Linked DNA regions of Mus musculus: region 2 is linked to region 1. A link is a loop called in an ENCODE intact Hi-C map of the cell type or tissue named here. Cell type or tissue: left cerebral cortex. All regions are shown on one strand. Each heading gives the region's core, and the rest is flanking DNA. Links, peaks and the distances in the headings are about the cores only.

Region 1 (10,905 bases), core at 969-8,968:
TACATGCATATTATTTTTGGCTGCTTTATTATATTCCATTTGTGCACAAAACACACTTGATGCAATTTGCTCTTGCTGGGTGTCTTAGTAGCTTCTAATTCCTTGTTGTCCCACACTTTGCTCCAACAAAAATCCTGATAAAGATCCCCATGCAGTGCTCATAGGTTCTCTGGTCTAAATAAGGGGAATTGCTAGTCATCTGCCTATGTTCAGCTCAGTGTCTTGAGCACCTCCATATTGCTCTATCTGTCCATGCATGGCTATGTCATCAGTCCAGATATCTTCCCTGTATTCTCTTCCCAAATAATCTCCTAGGCATTCATCAGCATTGTAGTGGCCATTTGTACCAGGATTTTTGTTTGTTTTTGTTTGTTATGGTCAATTAGATGTCCGTAGTTTTCCCTCTATTTCACTACCCATTTCTTCCCAGTCTCCTCTCGTGGCTCTTCCTCCTTTCTGGTCTCCAGTGAGGATGCCCCTGAGATCTGCCTCAGGCCTGATGCCCCTCTTTTCTCTATTAATATGTGGAAACTTAGATGTACTTAGATGTACACCCATGCCTTTACTGCCCTTTCCACGTTAACATCCTGAAGCACACACATAGCCTTGGCCTTCACCACCTATGCGAAGCTTATGTAGCCACCTGCAACACAGTGCCTCCACTGAAAACCTGGTCCCTCACACTTACAGTGCCCATGGTTAACCTCCTGCTTCTTCTCCATAGTCTAGTCATCACCTTCATCTCCATGTTCTGTAAACAGCAATTCCACATGCCCAGTTGCTGATGCTAAAGTTTGAGCATGACTGATCCCTCTCAGCCACACCCAGTGTGGCAGCAGCACTGTCAACTCTGTCAAACTGTGTCACAGTTTGGCCCTTCTCCTGGCCTCACCTTCATTTCTCCTCAGAGTTGTAGCAACCATAGCTAACACTCCTTTGCTTCTCTTTATCCTGGCCCAGTCCACTTCCCACACGGCAGCCAGCCCATTTCACTAAAATGGACAACATGCATACATCTCCCATCAGATTGTAACAGAGAGGACAAGCAGTGATCTTCAAGGGGCAATGTTAGAGACAGGAGCTCTCTGCTGGCCCTGACCTTCCAGAGCACCCTGATCAGCCACCCCTGTTCCTGGCAGCCATGGCTGCTATTTCTCTATCAGGGCCTAAACTCCTTAATTCTGCCCCCAAATGGCTTCTCTCAATACATGCTTTGAGTGCTGATGGCAGCAACGAATCGCATCACCTGTGTGGCTTTACCGTAGAATGTCTGAGGAGAAAGGATGAGATCCTGGTACACACGCTCTCCAATTCTGCTGTGAAGTTATCTAGTCCTTTTCTGCACATTTTAAAACGACCACCACATAATGCAGAGTTTGGATGAGGAAAGGGGGAGGGGACAATATCTGTTTAATAGTATTAGAAGAAATATGCATATATAGCAAGAAAGTCACACACACGTAAGCCTAGTGGTCACATCACTAAATCACTGACAAACCGGGCTGTACTGACCAACCGCCTGACACTGCAGCAGGAACCACTGCTGAGAACAACTAAGAAACACCACAATGCCAAGTCTCTACTGAGAAGCCCAAGCAGGTTATAACACACACACACACACACACACACACACACACACACCAAGAAAAAACTGAGATTGCAGTAAAGTTACTGCAGGTGGGGAAGATACTTAGGCCAACAGGCCCTCCATCCAAACTGGGTGTGAGAACCATGCAAGAAAAGGAAAAGCTGACTTGGCAGAAATTCTCCCTCCCTCTCTCATTCCCCCTCCTCCTCCTCCTCCTCCTCCTCTTCCTCCTCCTACTTCTTCTTCTTCTCTCTCTCTCTCACTCTCGCTCTGTGTGTGTATGTATGTGTGTATATGTGTACATGTGTGTCCATATTTGGGTTTTCCCCCTATGAAAGAGTATAAACTACTAATAAAAAGAAGCTTCCCTACCGGCCTCCTCAGGCAGGGTATTGGCATTTTCTGAAACGTTAGTAGAGGTGATGAGATTACTAAATACTTAACATAAGACTACTTAATACAACCCAACTCGCCCTTCTCCCAACAGCTTCTGCAAAGGTTTTTCTGCAAAAGGACAGTCGCGTTGTAGTAAAAATGAGCATGTGGTTATTATGCAGGAAGATTTGTATTCTCCTGCAGTTATCTGGCATCCAACACACTCTCCAAGAGTGGTAGAGTCCTCCGTTGCTGAGAAACACAGAAGAATTCTTCTGCCTGGAAACCGGGCTGCTTTGATCTATCTGCTTCCCATTCTGCTGCCCATCTCTCTGCTGGCGTGCGATGCTGGGTGACGGTAGGCAAGGACCGCAGGCGGGAAAGATGCAGTGTTGGAGGAAGCAAATGATCACTTCGAGACTTCACTGATTAATATTGCAAAAGCCTGTGGAGGGGGATACTTGAGAAAAGCCAGTGGGCAAGCTGCAGCCCACATTCCAGGCAGTTCCTGTGCTCTGCCTGCATTTCCCAACTTCCTTTAGGAGGAAAGAGCCATCCCTTCAATGCCTCCCACACTAAGTCTGAAATACCTAGCAAAGTGACCCCCAGTGGGGCAGATCTGGATGGCTCCTACAATCAGAACGAATTGTTTTAATATCTTCAATTACTGGAGTTTTCCGTTTCTATTGTTCCACTAGCTGAGTTCTGTTTACGAATAAAATTTTATATCTGGGGAGTCCCCTTCCTCTTCTTTGCACTTTTGTGAGACACCTAATTAAGGACAGAGGCAGAGATAGAGCAAAACCTAGGTATGAGCCACACACTAAATCCTCCTATTTTCCACAGGGCCTCCCTGTCCCTCAGTTTGATCATTTTTGACACACTGTCACATGAGCTAATGTACTTATCAGTAAATGTAAGTTCAGTCTCAGAGTCACTTACACAGGAAGTGAAGGCACAGCGTGAGCCCTGCTCCTTTGCTTCCTATGAGTTAGCTTTGTGGCGGTCAGTTCTGGCTTTGATGAATTTGAGAAATGCCTAGGATAGGAGTAAGGCATACCTAACTTGTTTGAGGGGGCATTTCCAAGGATGATTCACTGAGGGGAGACTGTGATAAAAGAATAGGGGCAGAAAGCCAGCCTATGTGGGCATCTATCTATCTATCTACCTATCTATCTACTTATCTCAGTCTAGCTGTCCCTGTCATTCTGTGCCTTGCTGTGTCTGCCTCTATGTCTCTGTCTCTCTCTGTCTGTCTCTGTCTGTCTCTCTGTCTCTCTCTGTCTCTCTCTGTCTGTCTCTCTGTCTGTCTCTGTCTGTCTCTGTCTCTGTCTCTGTCTCTGTCTCTCTCTCTCTCTCTCTCTCTCTCTCTCTCTCTCTCTCTCTCTCTCCTGCTTGCCAGGAATTGAGCTGTTCTGTTCTGCCTGCCCCACGATAATGAGTTTCCACCTCTGAAACCATGAATCAAAATAAATTCATCTACCTTTAAGTTGTTTCTCTAAAGCATTTGATCATGACAACAACTGCAGAATGGCTGGCACATGCTCATCTCTCTCAGCCAGAGAAAGGAAGTAAGACAAGTATTTATGGCTCAGTATGGCTCAGTACTCCCGACATCCCAGGATACCCTCCATAAAGGTTAGCAAATATTTGCAATGTTTTAATTGGTTTAAGCCATTAGCCCTTCATTATTTGGCTATTTCAACTTTTTTCTTATATTAAATGTTATGACTCAGAAACACAAGCTCAGGAAACAGGAAAAGAACTAAGATCCTCTCCCAAACAAGAATCATGTGCATGAGTCCCCCAGACACCACATGAAGAGTTGCAGATTCTTAAATAGCCCTTTCCTGTGTGGGACACATCTGTATGTAAAAATGCTAGTCCTGTGTTAGGAGGAACGCTGCCCTTCATAAGTGCTCTGTTATTCCTACTTTGCTCTTTTGAAGTAGATAGAATCAGCCTCATTTTATTTCTAGAATAGCAAGTGTGCCAAACACAGAGATATGGTTCTATCCCTTTCCATGTAACCCCAGCACTGTGCACATTACCTGGCTAAGGCTTTAAACATTTGTTAACAGTCATGAATAACTCCACAGACTTAAAGTCAATTTGCTCCTGTTTCATCATAGGTCCTGTATCATCAGTTTCTCAGACTGTTTATCTCAGAGTTCCTTCAAGACCTAAAGAGATGGTGCAGTGGTTAAGAGCACTTGCTTCTCTTCCTACAGACCTAGGTTTAACTCCAAGCACCCATATGGCAGCTCACAACTGTCGCTAACCCCAGTTCCACAAGATCCAATGCCTTCTTTTAGCCTCCATAGGCACGAGGCACACACATGTCCAGACATACATGCCTATAAGACATCATACACATAACATCAAATTAAGTTAAAATTTAACAAAATAATTTAAGCAGTCCTTCAATTTTAGCACAACATCCCAGGAGTATTTTCACATAACAAAAATAAAAATAAAAATAAAGCGAGCGTACCTTCTTCTCCTCTCCCTTTTTAGCCCCTCAGTCAGCTCATTGAGAAAAGATGAACCAGCTACACTTGTTCCTAGAAAATTCTTGGAGATTCCAAAGTATAGAGTATATTTAGTTAGTACATATCCCAACATAGCTAGCTGTTGACTAATGATCACATTTCCCTTTAGGGAGAAAACATGCTAGTTCTCTCTAAATCTGTCCTGCTACTAATTTTAGCCCACACCAACCACGGAATCTTCATTTCGTTCCCCATGATGGATGCTGAGCTGCTGTTCTCATTTCCGATTGACCTAATCGTTCTCAAAAAAAATGATTTCTAAAAACTAGGGCTTTTTTTTCTTAATTAATATTGCTTCCTGTACAACTTTTAGAGGTTGCTAGTTTCTCTTCTCCCTTCACTAGGTGGGTAATGTCTCTCTCTGCCCATTTTCCATCTACATAATTGCAGAAAAGCATGCCAGACATGGCCAGAGAAACCTCAACTTCAGATGGCAATCACCAGGAAGCACCGGGCAGCTGAAGATAGAGAGAAAAGGGAAAGCTCCCGTAAGTAAGGCTTTTCTAGCATCCTGTGCTGCTCTGGGTGAGTCAGCCCCAGCAGGGCCTACAATGCTGTTTTACTCCCAAGATAGAACTGACAGATCTCATTTAACACAGACCTTGAAAGATCCTAGAGTCCAGTGTACTTCTCAACCCATGATGCAGGAGAGGAGTGTTCCTAGGTAGACTTTCACATGACTACTGTTTTTAAAGGCAGGAAGGGCCTTTTATCTGAAGGATAAGATTGACAGCCAATGACTTAGAAGCCCTTTTCCATTGTTGATTTTGTTGTTGTTGTTGTTGTTGTTGTTGTTGTTGTTGTTGTTGTTCTTCTTCTTCTTCTTCTTCTTCTTCTTCTTCTTCTTCTTCTTCTTCTTCTTCTTCTTCTTGTACTTATACAACATACAAGCCACTAATTCTTTCTGAAGTGAGTTCTGTTTCTTGAGAAGTCAAAGAGAAGCCAAGGAAGGTTCAGGTGCAGTTTTTAACTCTTCTTCCCAGAGAGAGTGGAGACACTGGAAGAACGGGGAAGTTTGGATGTATGAACAGTTCATGAGTTGCTTCAGCACGTTGGTGCTGATGATAATTACGCTTGAGTAAATGGGAAGCTTATCTGGTGAGAGCTGAAAGACATTTTTGGCAAGGCAAAACTGAAGAGGGTTTAAATGTAGAAGTGAAAAACTTCTGTGTGTGAAATGTTAGCCACAGAGTCCAAGAGAAGATACATCAACACACACGCCGCACAGATACACACACACACACACACACACACACAGCTGTGGATTTGTAACAAGTCCTAAGGAATCTTGGGGACATACGAAAAGCCTACACTGCAGACTTATTGCAGCTCCAACTCAAATTCTGGGCTATGGGAGAAGTCATGTAAGTAAGCCTACTGTTCCAGCCAAGACAGAAAGCCTTCTAAGCAGTTAAGAATTCAGTCCAGCCTGGACAATGATGAAGACAATGGTCTTGACCTTTTAGGTAGGTGACTGAATCTTGTGTCTCATTTTTATTACCTGGAAAAACAGAAATTACAATTCCCTTTTATACACTTGTTTCAAGAAATAATTTCTGGCATGTGCATGAAGCATAAAAGGCATGGAAAATGCAACAAGCAACTGTGGTAAGACAATGAAATAAACTTTTATGGTCTACCTTATATATTTCTATACTGCACTTTCATAAATATATATAGTATGACAATAATTAGGGGAAAGTGATTTGCAAATTACTAATAAGTTTGTAACTCCATGAAGTTGTGTTTTTTTTTTTCAAAGAGCAAACATGTAGGCATCAGCATAGAATGACCCAAATCCAATTTTGTTCTTGCTTAGACCATTCTACATGATACAAGACAGTCAGGACCTAGGTGCCCACCCAGTCAGCACCACTGATGCAAATGGAGTCCCATGTCTGCTGGAACATAGCACCTTGGCACACCAGCACCCTCTGCACAAAGAGCCTGTCAAGGTTAGACACTGAGAAGTGACTCCCAGTCCTACCCCAGAGGGGCAGATGTGATCCCTCTGGAAAGCCAAACTGAAGAGCACATTTTACATTTGTTTACTTTAGCAAGGACAATTCCCTCTTGCAGCAGATGCTTAACTGAGCCTGAGGGGGATGTCTGACACACAGCAAGTAGTAGGGCCGTGGGAACCAGCTCCTCAGGCCAACTGGAGCAGGGTGCTTCCTGCAGCAGTCCACTCCTATGGCACATTCAAGTTCTTCTAAACACCTTTGGTGGTGGAAAGAGGAGAGCTTGGGGGTCCCACAGATGTGCCTCAAGTCCTCTTTCTATTGCTGGCTCATATAAGATCACAGCTTGGAAGCATGCTTGCCTCTCTTGCCTCTATTTAATCAACTTTACTAGTGATGACACTGGGCTGGCCATAGTGGCACAGGATGCTAAGGGAGGAAGCTCACTGCAACTTTGATGTTAGCCTATTCTACATAGTATTCCAAGGATAGACTGGGCTACATAGAAATATTTTGAATCATCGATCAACAAATTTAAACAAGTAAATGAATAAATTAGTGATGCCTTACAAATGTCTTGTAAAAATAATTAAGAATCAATACTAGAATTTCCTAACTTGGGGATGGAGAGGTGGCTCAGCCGTTAAGAACAGATTCTGTTCTAGACCCAGATTCTGTTCCTAATATTTACACAGAAGCTCACAACCATGTTTGACTCCAGTTCCAGGGGCTCTAAAATTCTCTTCTGACTATCATGGGAACCCGCACATGACACATATGCATATGTGCAGGCAAATATCTATACATATAAAATAAAAATTAATAAATGTTTTAATATCCAAAAATAATTGCATTTACACAGTAAATTATTACTAAATGTTGCCTTTTCTAGCTAACTACTTGAGAAGCTAAGTGTACTTAGTGAGTACCTGCCTGGTCTTTCCTTAAGCTTCACTATGTGAACTGAGTCAAAAGAGGAAAATATGAACATAATATTGGATGTGGATTTTTAGTTGGCTCTGAACAGTAAAAACTGACTATTTCTCAAGTAGTCATTTCTATATGGTCCTTATGCTTAGTTCTCTTCTCACAAATGAAAGTGATTAAATAAATAATTTAGCTCTCAAGTGTTTTCCAAACAGGGACCAATTTATTGTAAGTGATGAAATTTAAATGCCTTGACTGCTACTACTTCTCAGGACTGGAAAATCCCCTTTGGAACAGAGTCCACTGTATATACAAAACTGATTCCCATGAGTATAAATTAAAGAGCAGATGGGCGCCTATACACAGGAAGGAATACTATCATCACTTTGTATTGCTTGGGAATCATAAGAAGGATAAAAGGGACAGAATTCATACTTTTTAAATGACTTAGGAATGGAGACATACATGTACACAATTAATATGTTGAAACAAAAATGAAATGTTGAAAGTGTGTGTCCACAGCACTCTTCACACTTTCAAACATGTTACCAGTAAGGACTCCTGACAACAGCATTCTCACCCATTTCCCCACAGCTTTCTTTCCTATATGTAACCTTTCTAGTGTTGTGAGATGTCCATTTTATGGTCTTATTTACTATTCAGAAAGTCCTTTCCTGCACCTATAAGTTGAAGCATGCTCTCTACTTTTTCTTCTACACTTGATCTTAGCCAAAAGGCCGAGAAGCGATCTACTTTGTCTTCTAATGGTTTCTGGGTCTCAGGTCTTTATAGATTTATAGTTTTCAAAACCTATTTTCTTTTGTTTTTTATATTTTGTTTTTTATTAGGTATTTATTTCATTTACATTTCCAATGCTATTCCAAAAGTCCCCCACCCGCTCCCCCACCCACTCCCACTTCTTGGCCCTGGTGTTCCCCTGTACTGAGGCAGATAAAGTTTGCAAGACTAATAGGCCTCTCTTTCCACTGATGGCCAACTAGGCCATCTTCTGATACATATGCAGCTAGAGACATGAGCTCTGGGGGGTATTGGGTAGTTCATATTGTTGTTCCACCTATAGGGTTTCAGATCCCTTTAGCTCCTTGCAAAACCTATTTTCAATAAGCGTTCTTAAATGCTGTAACTTTCTAGCCCATCACCCATCAGAGGTAGTGGAAAGGAAAGGTTAATCAAGTAAAGGAGAATGTGGATCTGTTTGGAAAAATTTATTTGGAGCAAAGCCAGTCTTTGTTCTCAGGATATCAGCAGTGCAGTTCACAGTGATCAGCACTGGCTGCTTGATCCACTTGCAAACACCATTCATGAATCAACAATGGCAGTTCTACCCAGAAGAAACTGTGAGACTCTGCCAATCGGCCAGAATATGTGGAAGCAGCAAGAAGCCACCAGAACACCATCAGGAGTGTATATATGTAACCTTTGGTGGCATTTCTTTCTATGAAGTCATGCCACACAATGACCAGCAAAGAGTGGCAAGGTGAACCAATACCATACAGAGCATCTACTGTCTATTGGGTTATATTTATATCCACTTCAAACATCACGTGTTCTCTCAAGCATCCACTCTAGCAAAACATCACCTGCTTCTTTTCCATGCAACTTCTAGAAAACCCCATATGTCTGTTCTCAGCATAATATCCTCCTTCGTATCTGTTTCAGCAACTTTCATAAGACAGAAAAACATCACATGACACAACTAAGTCTCCAAAGAAACCAAAAATTTCCATTCCATGTCCTTATGTTGAGGTCTTTGATCCATTTGCAATTGAGTTTTGTACAGGGTCAAAGGTAAAGCTCTAGCTTCATTTTTCTCCATGTTTAAAGCCATGTTTCACAGCACCATTTGTAGAAGATGTATCTTTATTCCAACATTTATTTTTGACATTTTTGTCAAAACTCAGGCAGCTACATTGACATCTATCTGGGCCTTCCATTCTGTTCTATAGTCTATGTGTCTCTTTTGTGACATTGCCATGCCTTTTTTATTACTATGGAGCTATGGTATGACTTGAAAACAGATGTGCTATCTCCAACAGTGTCATTTTGTTCTGAGTTGCTTTAGTTATCCTAGTTCTTTTATGTGGGTATTTTTTTGGTTTGGTTTGGTTTGGTTTGGTTGTGATTGGTTTTTGGTTTTTGTGTTGTTTTGTTTTTAGTTTTTGTTTTTCTGGTAGATTTTTCATTCTAGAATGAAAAATTCATTCATCACAGTTAAAGCCAACTGGCCAAACAATTATGCTGTGGCTATTTCAGGCAGTCCAGTCTCCTCTATGCCTATGCCCACAGTGACATACTTCCTCTGACAAGGCCACACCTATTCCAACAAAGCCACACCTCCTAATAGTGCCACTCCCTGGGCCAAGCATATTCAAACCACCATACCATCTATCTACTGGGAACTATGACTGGGAACCTCAGTCTTCTACAAGAATAGTCAGCAATGCTCTTAACCACTGAGCTCTGAGGCCCCCCTCTCTCTCCCTGCAACTTTTTCATGAATGTCTCTTGATAGAAAATTACTTCTACTTTGATTTGTTTGAAAACATCTTCCAACACAATGCTCCTGACTTTATAATGATAATGAGAAATGATGTCATTGTCAAAACCTCTTTTAACTAGAGTAAGGGAACAGCAGGGAGGAAGCTAGTGCTGTAGTAGCCTAAAAGACAGTAAAGCCATCACAGAAGCCATGAGGCAGTAGGTTTGGTGTTAGACACATCAACATGACCACAGGGAATGATGCAAAAATAGACTGTTAGGAGGTATGTGAAAGGCAGCATGGAACTACCACAAAGGTCCTATAGGAGAGTCTCAAGGAAGAGGGCTATGAATTAAATTGTAACCCCACCAATCTCATATGCTAAAGTACTAAATATTACTATTTGGAGAGAGAAATTGAATGATATAATTATGAATAAGAGAGATCAGAAGAATGGGACCCTAGGGGTGGATAGATGGCTCAGCTATTAAAGGCTAGGCTCATGTGTGGCCGGCAGATGTGTTCTGAAGAGAAGACACATGAAATTTTCATGCACAAAGGAACATGCAAAGACAGAGTGGGAGCTATGTGCAACCTCTGGAGGGTCTCAAAAATGCCAGCAGCACCAGCAGCGCCAGCACCTTTCTTCTCCTTGGACTTCTGACCTCCAAATGTCCACTGATTCAGCCACCCAGTCCGGGACATTTCATTTCAGCCCTAGGAAATGAAGCCAAGGAATCACGTGATCAGACTTCCATTGCTCCCTCTGCTGCCATTTCCTACCAGAGTCCCTTTTAACTTGGGTTATCTTATTACAGTTCTGCTAGCCTTAACCTCTTGCAAAGATCTTGGGATCCTTGGGATGGTCAGACATGAACTGGTTCTTTGCTGTCTCTTCTTTGACTAGGATTTAAAACCTTGCATAAAGTCCCTCCCTGTCTCTGGCATAAGGAGACAAACTCTCTAGTTCTGAGTTGCTGCCCTTTGACCTTTTTATACCCA
Region 2 (10,905 bases), core at 935-8,934, 420 kb before region 1:
TCTTCAATGCATAGTTCCAAACCTATGGTCACATAGACTGCCCTTATGAAACTCTGGGTCACACCACACAAGACAACAACAAAAAAGGCAAGAATGTGGGAAAGATATTTGTAGGAAAGAGGGTGGGAGGGAGATAAGAGCAGGTGGGGAAGAGTAATCAAAATACATTATATACAGGAAAGAAATTGCCAATGAAGGAATATAATTAACTATAAAAGAAGCCGGTAAATGTGACCCAAACAGGAAGGCAGAACACCAGCAAATGAAAACAAATAAAGAATTGATCCTGATGTTAGAATGATCAGACAAGGACATTAAACACTTATGACTATATGCCATATGGCCAAGGAATATGATGAAATGTGTTAAGTGCAGACATTGATGCTGTGTGTGTGTGTGTGTGTGTGTGTATGTCTGTTTAAAGACCCAAATCAAACTAAAGATGATGAAAACTATACTGCTTATGATAGTTCATAATGGATAAGATTAAAAGCAAATGAAGGATTGTGTAATAAAAACAACTAATGAAAGAAATACATAGCTTATAGAAATGATCCCAAATCAAATTTGCATAGGGAAAACAAGAATTTAAGTGATGAAAATCACACCAATACATGGTGCCACCTCTCTGAGTGAATAGATATTTTAATAACTGGAAAATTCCAAAGAGAATGGAGAACACATGAAGTGTTTGACAGAAACAATCCCTCCCCACCCCCCGGCATACAGAACATGAAGAAAGCTACACCAAGGCACATCAGAAACAAATAATTTAATACCAACAACGAAGAGGAAAAAGTCTTAAAATCCACTCCACTGGAGAGGCGTATTATATACACTTAACATAAAAGCAGAAGGAGAATTATCTTTGAAAATAATCCTGGGAAAATAGGGAAGTGACTCCTTTGGAGGCCAGACTGTGAAAAGCCTGAAAGGAAGCATCAAACACACATTTAAAAAGGTTTAACTCCTTTCAAAGATAAGTGAAGACTGGGGGCAAACCCAGTGGTTGAGCAGTTGCCTAGCATTGTTAAAATTCTGTGTTTGATCCCTACTTTGGGGGGAAATTGACTATGTTAACAAAAATGATAATAATATAGCAATGGGCTTATTACAAAAACCCTTTGAGTGTATGAAAATAAGAATTATTATAACATAGAGCAGGTTATAGGGAAAGAGCCAATCAAGTAAACACCCAAGTATAACATTCAATTTTTATAGAACATTTAATACTAGTAATAGAATATTTGTTGTTAACTATCAATGAAAATAATAAATATTTATAAATAATAAATAAATAAAAATAAATAATTTTTATGATTTATTTTATGATAATTTATGTCACATATTCTTTTTTAGACACCCACATACTAAATTTATTGCTATTTTTGATACAGTTGAATTTTTTTAAAAACAATATGTTAAATATTGGTTCTTTGGGAATTTCATACAATGTATTTTTTTTATACTTTTTATTAGATATTTTTCCTCATTTACATTTCCAATGCTATCCCAAAAGTCTCCCATACCCCCCCACCCACTCCCCTACCCACCCACTCCCACTTTTTGGCCCTGGCGTTCCCCTGTACTGGGGCATATAAAGTTTGCAAGACCAATGAGCCTCTCTTTCCAGTGATGGCCGACTAGGCCATCTTTTGATACATATGCAGCTAGAGTCAAGAGCTCTGGGGTACTGGTTAGTTCATAATGTTGTTCCACCTATAGGGTTGCAGATCCCTTTAGCTCCTTGGGTACTTTCTCTAGCTCCTCCATTGGGGGGCCTGTGATCCATCCAATAGCTGACTGTGAGCATCCACTTCTGTGTTTGCTAGGCCCCGGCATAGTCTCACAAGAGACAGCTATATCTGGGTACTTTCAGCAAAATCTTGCTAGTATATGCAATGGTGTCAGCGTTTGGAAGCTGATTATGGGATGGAACCCTGGATATGGCAAGTTCTAGATGATCCATCCTTTTGACACAGCTCCAAACTTTGTCTCTGTAACTCCTTCCATGGGTGTTTTGTTCCCATTTCTAAGAAGGGGCAAAGTGTCCACACTTTGGTCTTCGTTCTTCTTGAGTTTCATGCGTTTAGCAAATTGTATCTTATATCTTGAGTATCCTAAGTTTCTGGGCTAATATCCACTTATCAGTGAGTACATATTGTGGGAGTTCCTTTGTGATTGGGTTACCTCACTCAGGATGATACCCTCCAGGTCCATCCATTTGCCTAGGAATTCCATAAATTCATTCTTTTTAATAGCTGAGTAGTACTCCATTGTGTAAATGTACCACATTTTCTGTATCCATTCCTCTGTAGAGGGGCATCTGGGTTCTTTCCAGCTTCTGGCTATTATAAATAAGGCTGCTATGAACATAGTGGAGCATGTGTCCTTCTTACCGGTTGGGACATTTTCTGGATATATGCCCAGGAGAGGTATTGCTGGATCCTCCGGTAGTACTGTATCCAGTTTTCTGAGGAACTGCCAGACTGATTTCCAGAGTGGTTGTACAAGCTCGCAATCCCACCAACAATGGAGGAGTGTTTCTCTTTCTCCACATCCTCGCCAGCATCTGCTGTCACCTGAATTTTTGATTTTAGCCATTCTGACTGGTGTGAGATGGAATCTCAGGGTTGTTTTGATTTGCATTTCTCTGATGATTAAGGATGTTGAACATTTTTTCAGTTGCTTCTCAGCCATTCGGTATTCCTCAGGTAAGAATTCTTTGTTTAGTTCTGAGCCCCATTTTTTAATGGGGTTATTTGATTTTCTGAAGTCCACCTTCTTGAGTTCTTTATATATATTGGATATTAGTCCCCTATCTGATTTAGGATAGGTAAAGATCCTTTCCCAATCTTTTGGTGGCCTTTTTGTCTTATTGTATGTCACATATTTATAGAGATTTATTTTATAATACTTAATTTGTGTCACATATTTAAGAGCTGGTTGATCTTGTTAAAATCAAATTCAACCAGCATTATAACTTGTCAGCTGAACATAGACAACATGAAAGGCAAGTGGGGTAATTTTCAAGGTTAAAGTTTTAGTGGAGAGAAGGAGAATGGGGAGAGAAGATGATGTCTGCATGTGGGCAGCATTAGTTGGACTCAGGGAGTTTCTAACAACAACAAAAGAAATGAGATGGGGTGGATCCTAGGGAACACTGAAGAGAGGTGGTGAGTGAATAGGATCGAAATACATTGCATAGATGTATGAAATTTCAAAAAGTAATAAAATAAAAATATTATTTTAAAAAACTTCTCCAGGTAGCTGGGCGTGGTGGTGCACGCCTTTAATCCCAGCACTTGGGAGGCAGAGACAGGAGGAGTTCTGAGTTCGAGGCCAGCCTGGTCTACAAAGTGAGTTCCAGGACAGCCAGGGCTATACAGAGAAACCCTGTCTTGAAAAAACAAACAAACAAACAAACAAACAAAACAAAACAAAACAAAACAACTTCTCCGGGTACTTTTGAAGTTAGGAAGTAAATCACCTATTTTGTAATTTATGTAATGTTTGTAAATTATGTGATAATTGTTATAATAACAGTGTAAAAGCTTTGTGTAGATTTTCTAATATTTTTCACACAATGCCCTGACTACTTTACATAGAGCCCATCTACTCATCAGGTAAGTGAGCAGACCATCCCTGAACACTTTCTACATGAGCTTCCTACTTCAAGCTACCATATGTGCTTTAGGTCCCCCGACAGCCTGTTTCACCTCAGGAGGCCCTGACTGTAGATATTCAGTAAGCAGGACTAACTTCCACATCTCCTTCATCACCCCTGGCCTATAGCATCAAGAGAGAAAATTCCTAAGTAAGAGGATTTAAGACTCAGGGCAGGGGAGGCAAAACAGGATGTGGAGCCACTTGCTTTAGTGAAGTGTTTTAGGCATCACCTGGACACTATTGCTACTCACTTTTCCAGAACAATTTTCAAGATTCTTGTTCTGGAGCAGGAGCCATCAGTGTGATGTATGATGGCTGATGGCTGCTATTATCCTTGCCATGCTCAGAGGAAGCAATGTTCTGCCACTAAGCCAAAATCTGTCCATAAACTGGTTAGTCTCTAACAACCTGATCCAAATGGAAATACTTTTGGTCCTGAGATCTGTAGGTGACTGGTTTCATGGAACTCCATCCCTCAGAATAGTAAAAACTGCAGCTACTCAAATCTCTCACACAAAATACCACGATATTTGCATGTGACGTATGCGCAACTGTCCTTCCGTCTTAAAATCATCTTGGATTATTTACAATACCTACTATAATTTAAATGGTATATAAAAGTTGCTTAAAGAACAGCAAAGATAAAAGTCTACATCTTTCATATATTCAACACATTTGTAATAGTTACAGTTTAAGGTTTGCAGATAGATGGAGCTTTTCTGAGTAGGAGGACGTACTGTAAACAGCTACAGGCACAATGTGATGTGTCTTTACACTGTAGGAGTCATTTGTTCTAAAGGGTGTGTATTTGTGGTATTGACAACAGTTACATTTCATTAACTGTATCCCTGTAAAATGACACACAATTGCTAAATCTCACTCAAGTGATATCTCTCAAATTTAATTAAATTTAACAAAAGACCAAACCGAGATTTCCCTTTCATGGTGTGACTGAACAACAGAGTTGAGCATGATGCTCTCACGAACAGGATTTTCAGTTTTTGTTTGCTTTAGAAGTCAAATGTGTACATCCTGAATCATTCTAAGAGACATAAGAAATGTGTGGGGCAATTTACAGATGGCTTAGTTTCTTTAGGAGACTAAGATCTTTGCCCCTTATAAAGTGTTTTCAGGGACTACCAGCAGCTAAGTTCTCGATTTCCTCATTTTAAACTTCCCCTTAGGGCTGTAGTAGTTAAAAGAGATAAAGTATGAGAAATCCCCTAGTCTGGGATAGCTATGATGGATTATTAAGCAAACAGACAGATACAAATGAGTATCGTTTATCACTGCTACATCCTCAAGGTAACACCCAGGCAGGAGGGCTTGACTTCCGGTACAAGAACATGGCTTTTGAAGAGTAATGGAAGCAGCGCTATCTCAGGGGGCCATCCCACCCAGTCCCTGAAGCCTGCCAGGCCACGCCTAGGAGAACTGGAGCTTATGCCAGCGGACCTTTTCTGGGAACCTTCTCCCAAGGAGCTTTGGTCCACTCTGCTAAGTGGAGGCCTTGTTTTGTTTTTATTTTTGTTTTTGTTTTGTTTTTGTCCACCTTGCTTCCTGAAGGTTTTCTTTTTCTTTTAGAAAATTTTTATCATACAAACTTCCCCTCTCATTGGTCCCTGTTCTAAACCAAAACTAGATAAATGACACCCCTCACCACCCAAACCTCTGCTTGATTTCATTTTGCTCTCAATAACTGATAGTTCACCAGCTCTGACTATCCCATGGCTCCTAGAGGCTAAACTCATAATATATTTAGCTAACACGCTATTAGAATACCCAACTGACTCATCTGGCAGATTTATAGCCACATCTACCAGCTTTGGATTCTGTCTCTCCTATGTAGGAACTGTTATTCTCTTATATTGGGCTTCTGACGAGTGAGGTTAATGCCCAATAGTATATGTGTAAATCTAAGAACATGTAATGATAGTTCCCAAGGAACATCATTTTAACTATTATAATTCAGTCTCACTGTTTACACAATTCATGACTGTGATGGATAGCATTGATAGCAACTAGAAATTAACTTCTACAGTGCAAATCTGCCTTCTAGAATTTAGATTTTACTATTTCAGCTGGGTGAGCCCTGCCTGCAAACTTCACCTTTGTACTGAGCTAACAGGCCTACCTACCCAAGGGAAAGATGCCTTAGGCATTTTGTCAAAGTAACCACCAGATGGCAGCATTACACCAACCACGGAGGAGCCAGGGCTCTGCCAAGACCTTCCAATAGAAGAAGCCTTCTCTCTGGACTGTGTCAATAGTAAAAGCACCTGAGTTGCATTGAAAATAGTCTTTGTGTAGAGCATCTCAGGAAACAAAAGAGGGGAAGGAGTTGAAATGTAAATTGTAAAGAGATGAAAAGAAACAGGGTTTACAGGGACAAGGAACATGAAGAAATCATACAGAATAAGAAAACATGGTCCAACCTTGAACTTTGGGGTTAACCATCTACATCAATAGATTCGATATTACCTATTTAATTGCCAAGTGTCTCTCTCATTCATTGTCACAGGGTAGGAAGTCTGTGACCTCTCAGGGGTAAGGCTGAGTCACATGTCTTAGGACTTGTGTGGACTTACAGATGACGCAAAACCAAAGGGCTCCAGGAGGGGCTTGGAACCTGAGATGAAGAGCGGCGGCTTTGCCCAATAGGAAGCAGCGAGGATTGTTTGGGCTGGAGTGGCTATCACGGAGGCATTTTTAGAATGCCATTTCAAATGCTTCGGAACATCTTTATGGTTTTGTCTTCAGATCCCCGCATAAGTCAAGATGGGGTTACCAATTAGGTACCGTGGGGGACCTTCTAGAGCCTTCCTTATTAGCTATTCTTGTCTAAGTTTTGTGTTGGCTCCTACGCGTTCAAGGTTCATTCTGTCAATGATAGCTTGACTTCCATTGGAAACCTTTCTGTGTCATCTCTGGCGTCCCACACATTCGTGCTGTGAGTCAACTCCTTGCTAATGCAGTGAGAAGTGCAGGGCACAGAGGCAGGGCTACAGATGTTCCTGTGGGACCCTTCATCCCTAGAATGTGCACTGGGTCCCCTCAGGTCTTATACTGCCCTAGATGCTATACAGTGTCAGCAAAGATGCCTGCTCTCCTGACCTCAGGTCTCATCCCAGATATGCATGAAGAAGAGATAGTATGTTCATGGGTTTTGAAAAACCTATCTGAAACATGTCAATGCCTTCACTCGTGCCAGAAGTTCTAGAGAGTTCAGGTTTTCCGATGGAGGATTTCTGCAGCACACTTGAGAGTGCCCGTGAGCCCTCAGCTGATGCTTTGCAAGCTGTGAATTTTTCCCTTTCCTTGTTCTATTATTCCAGGTTTAGCGGTTTCTCCTCCACTCTTCAGTCAGAATAGCTACATTTCTTAGTCACTGGAAAAAAAGTACTTCTCTAAAAGTAAATTTATTTGGCTTGATACCATTAAGTATTAATTAATTCACTATTATAAAACAGTACACAACGGTGAAGACAATTTAGAAAATGAAAAATATCTTTATCTAATCATGTGGGAAGACAAGTATTTCTATATATATCTGTGTATTTTAGCCCAGTGCACTTTCATTGAGCTCCTGTGAACCTGTATGCATTAACAAAGTAGTACTACCCACTTTGTACCCTCCTTCTGTTTAAATAGTATATTATGAATTTTTTATAGTCAATCCTTAAGATGTGTGCGTGCGTGTGTGTGTGTGTGTGTGTGTGTGTGTGTGTGTGTGCATGTGTAAGCATTTGTTTTGTCTCTAAATAAAGCCCTCTTTTTTTTATGTTCTTTAGAAACTTGGAAAAACAACTTTTAGTTTCCTAGTAGTTTAATGTTTTGTGAATTATTCTTGAATTAATGACATCTTAAATTTTTACTATTTTGCCCAGCTACAGATTCTGTAAACTACAACAGTGGCTTGCCTTCAAGATATACCCTCTGGTGCAATAGTAGCACAGATGTTATGGGAATAACCAACAACTTTTTTATTAGATTTAGACACACTCCATGAGATAGAAACTGCGTCTGATATTGTCAAGAACCTGAGAATAGATAGGTTATGGGCATAAAACGAAGTATTATTCTGTTAAATGAACATCATAGAAATAAAATAACTCCTAATAACATGTTGTTATACTGGATCAGTGCATGGCTCATCTATCATCTCAGAAACTTTTTCTGACACTAGATACTAATTAACACCCACAACTGGACAGTTTTCAGGGAGTGAGAAACTTTGAAATGCTGAGCCTTAAATGGTGCCTTTGTATCAAACTCCATCACTCAATGCTCAGGGATCTACATGAAAGAGGAAGCATAAAGATTGTAGAAGCCAAGGTTGATGAACCCTCTTGACTCCAAAGAGGTAGCAGGTTCTAGACACAATAGGGCTGATTCACATATAAACTCATAGAGACTGTGACATCATGCACAAGACCTGCACAAGGTCTTACAAGGAACTATTTGCATAGTGACAGCTTCCGGGGGCAGGGATAGTTTTCTTCAATGCAGTCAAAGAATATATCAGTTACATTCCTAGGGAAGAACACGTGGTCAGTATTTTGTTTTTACAGAGAAAGGGAGGAGGAAAGGAGGGAGGGGGGCGGGAGAACTTGAAGATATGAAGTTGAGGAAGGGAGGGGAGAGGAGCAAAGATGTCATAGGAGTTAGGGGAGGAAAAAGAATATGATCAAACTATATTGTATAAGAAGTTATTTAAAAATAAAAGTTAAAGTAAAAATTAAAGCTCATCTTCCATTGATGATATCGAATACCAAACAATTGAAAGTATTGACTATGCTCCTAGTCAGTGTTTATTGACAATTTTCCCTCAGCTATTCAACTTTCTATGGTATATTCTATGATTTCAGACATAGTCATTGATACTTTTGGCATTTTCTCTTTGGGGAATACTAATGGTCATGGGTATGACATTAGTGGAGCTGCAGGTCTTTGAACGACACCTTACCATCCCCTCACACAGGCTGCCCTCTTTTGGTGGACCTTGGCCATATCTTTATTCAGAAACTGTTGTCTTCCATTTGAGCTTTAGCTTATATGAACTATTGCATCATATGTCCACTTTAAAACACAGCTAACACAACTCTACACATCTTCTGTCATCTGAGGAAATGGTTTCCTGATATGTAACTGAGTAAAAACAGCCTTCTCCATGGAGGCCTTCAGATTCTCATTCTATTTCTACATAGTTACAGCATACTGCTTTCTCTGCTTGTTTTCTTTAAAGAATGGCATGACCCTTGGAAACTGTTAAAAAGAACTCTTCAGAGTAATCATGCCAAGGAGTGACCCAGTATGCCTGCCCCTTCTCTTCCTTCCTCCACATGATATACCTCTGCCTAGAGGGGGTCAAGAGGCCAACGGAGTGTGAGCTTAATGCAATGAATATTCCAGGAACAGTTAGCCACACAGGATATTGAAATAAAGCAAGTTACAATTTCAGTCTAGATAAATATTCTGAAAATAGAATAGTATATGAATTTATTCCTTAAACAGTACCTTCTTTGTCTGTGTACACTTTTTCTTTTCTTTTTTAAATTAGCCATTGCTTCAATAAAAACAAAGAGACCAGATCCAATTTTGAGAAGTATGTCTGATTCATTGTCCTGAAGAATTTGATATAATGATAAATTTTAATTTAGACCTGGGTTTATTCCATATTCCAAAACAGAGGGATAGGAGTTCCCAGGACTAGATAAATAGTGAATTAAAAATCCAAATAACATGATACTATGAAAATCTAAGTTTTCTCTTGTCTAAATAGCATCATTAGTTGGAATTTTAATCTCTATAATGCTCACCTAACATAGTTCTTATCTTGTGAAGCAGACTGGGAGATGCTATCGTTCAAGTCAATTAGTTGGTTGGCAAGTTATTTGTTAATAATTCAAATAGTAAGAAGAATTATTCCTCTTATATGGCATTGCAGTTCATCAAAAGCAAAAATTCAAAATAGAAAAGAGAGAAAAAAGAATTGTAAAGCTAAAGAACTAATTCTTTTAAACTGTTTCTTTTAGGCTGTTTCTTTGGCATGCTGTTTGTTGTTTGTTTGTTTGTTTGTTTGTTTGTTTGTTTTTTGGCATGCAGGGACTCTGTGTTTGATTCCTGGCACCTCATAAGTGAATAAAGACTTACCAAGTTTATGATGTCTTCTATAGCTGCACTCCCTCTCCCACTTGCAGCTGAGTGGGAGCAGAAGGCTTCCTCCAGAGGCCAACTGTCCTTACTCACTCTCTACTCACCCTTCCATGCCCATGTCTTCATCCATTCACGATACTTTATGTACTGCCTTGTGTTCTAGTCTTTACTTGGTGTTCAGACAATGGGAGATGCCCATAGGCTAGGAGATTTAAGAACAGGAAGAATTGCCTAGATTGTGTTCACTGCCTTCTTCTCCAGGATGCCTTTAGAAAACAGCTGTGCATTTATCAAAAGAGCTCCTATGGGTCTCTCTTCGAAGGCAATTTATAGGCTTCCTCTGGTCTTTTAGACATAAGGATGGTAATGGTGATCTTACAAGCCTCCAGGCGCCCCATTTTTGAGTAGTTCCCAGAATCTCACTTTAGCTAAATACCCCCTTTCAAAACACTTTTCATTTGATGCCCTTTGAATATTTTTCTTGACTGAATGTTATGTCTAGAAAAGCAACCAGAAAACTCTAGAATTAATCTCATGTTCAATAAAAATGTTTGAGATTTTAGGGACTTCAACTCGCATAGGCTTAGAGGAAAGGCAGGCAGAGGGCTGGAGCATTACCTTCTGTATCTAAATATGTAGTCCTTTCATCTCTACCTTACTCACTGTCTTAGACATTGTGACCACAGCAACTCATATAAAAGACACTATTTAATTGGGATTGGCTTACAGTTCAGAGATTTAGTCCATTATTGTCATGGTGGGAAGTATGGTGGCATGCTAACAGATATGGTGCTGGAGAGTATCTGAGAGTTCTACATTTGGATGCACAGCAGCTGGAAGAGTGAGAAACACTAGGTCTTTCTTGAGCTTCTGAGACCTCAAAAAGCCCACTCCTAGTGACACACTTTCTCCAACAATGCTACATCTATTCCAACAAGGCCATATCTCCCAATAGTGCCAATCCCTAACATCCTATAGGGCCTTTTTCATTCAAACTACCACATGCACCTATTTTTATTCTGATAATTCTTAAAAGAATGTCTTTCATGTTACATTTTCTTACACTACTGATATTCCCAG

Evidence for each region. Peaks named below come from ENCODE experiments on the same cell type or tissue, not always from the same donor. Only the 100,000 strongest peaks of a DNase experiment are listed, where the experiment ranks them.
Region 2: a loop joins it to region 1, with 5 times the contacts of the local background. A loop is called at or near these places in 20 of 42 quality-filtered maps.

The regions. Positions count from the first base shown.
Region 1 is chr6:55,530,772-55,541,676 of GRCm38, reverse strand. It overlaps Gm34441 (a long non-coding RNA gene), which reads right to left and starts at 4,634. Exons shown (of 7, transcript XR_869122.1): 1 at 4,458-4,634. In left cerebral cortex, for the core only: no CTCF peak of the experiment used is centred there; DNase peaks (open chromatin) are centred at 2,852, 4,237, 4,643, 5,024 and 1 more place; H3K4me3 peaks cover 259 bases; H3K27ac peaks cover 298 bases.
Region 2 is chr6:55,945,865-55,956,769 of GRCm38, reverse strand. All of the region lies in intron 9 of Itprid1 (ITPR interacting domain containing 1), which reads right to left. Among named protein-coding and RNA genes, the nearest start is that of Ppp1r17, 66 kb to the left of the region's middle. In left cerebral cortex, for the core only: a CTCF peak has its summit at 5,852 (motif pointing right); DNase peaks (open chromatin) are centred at 5,863 and 6,590.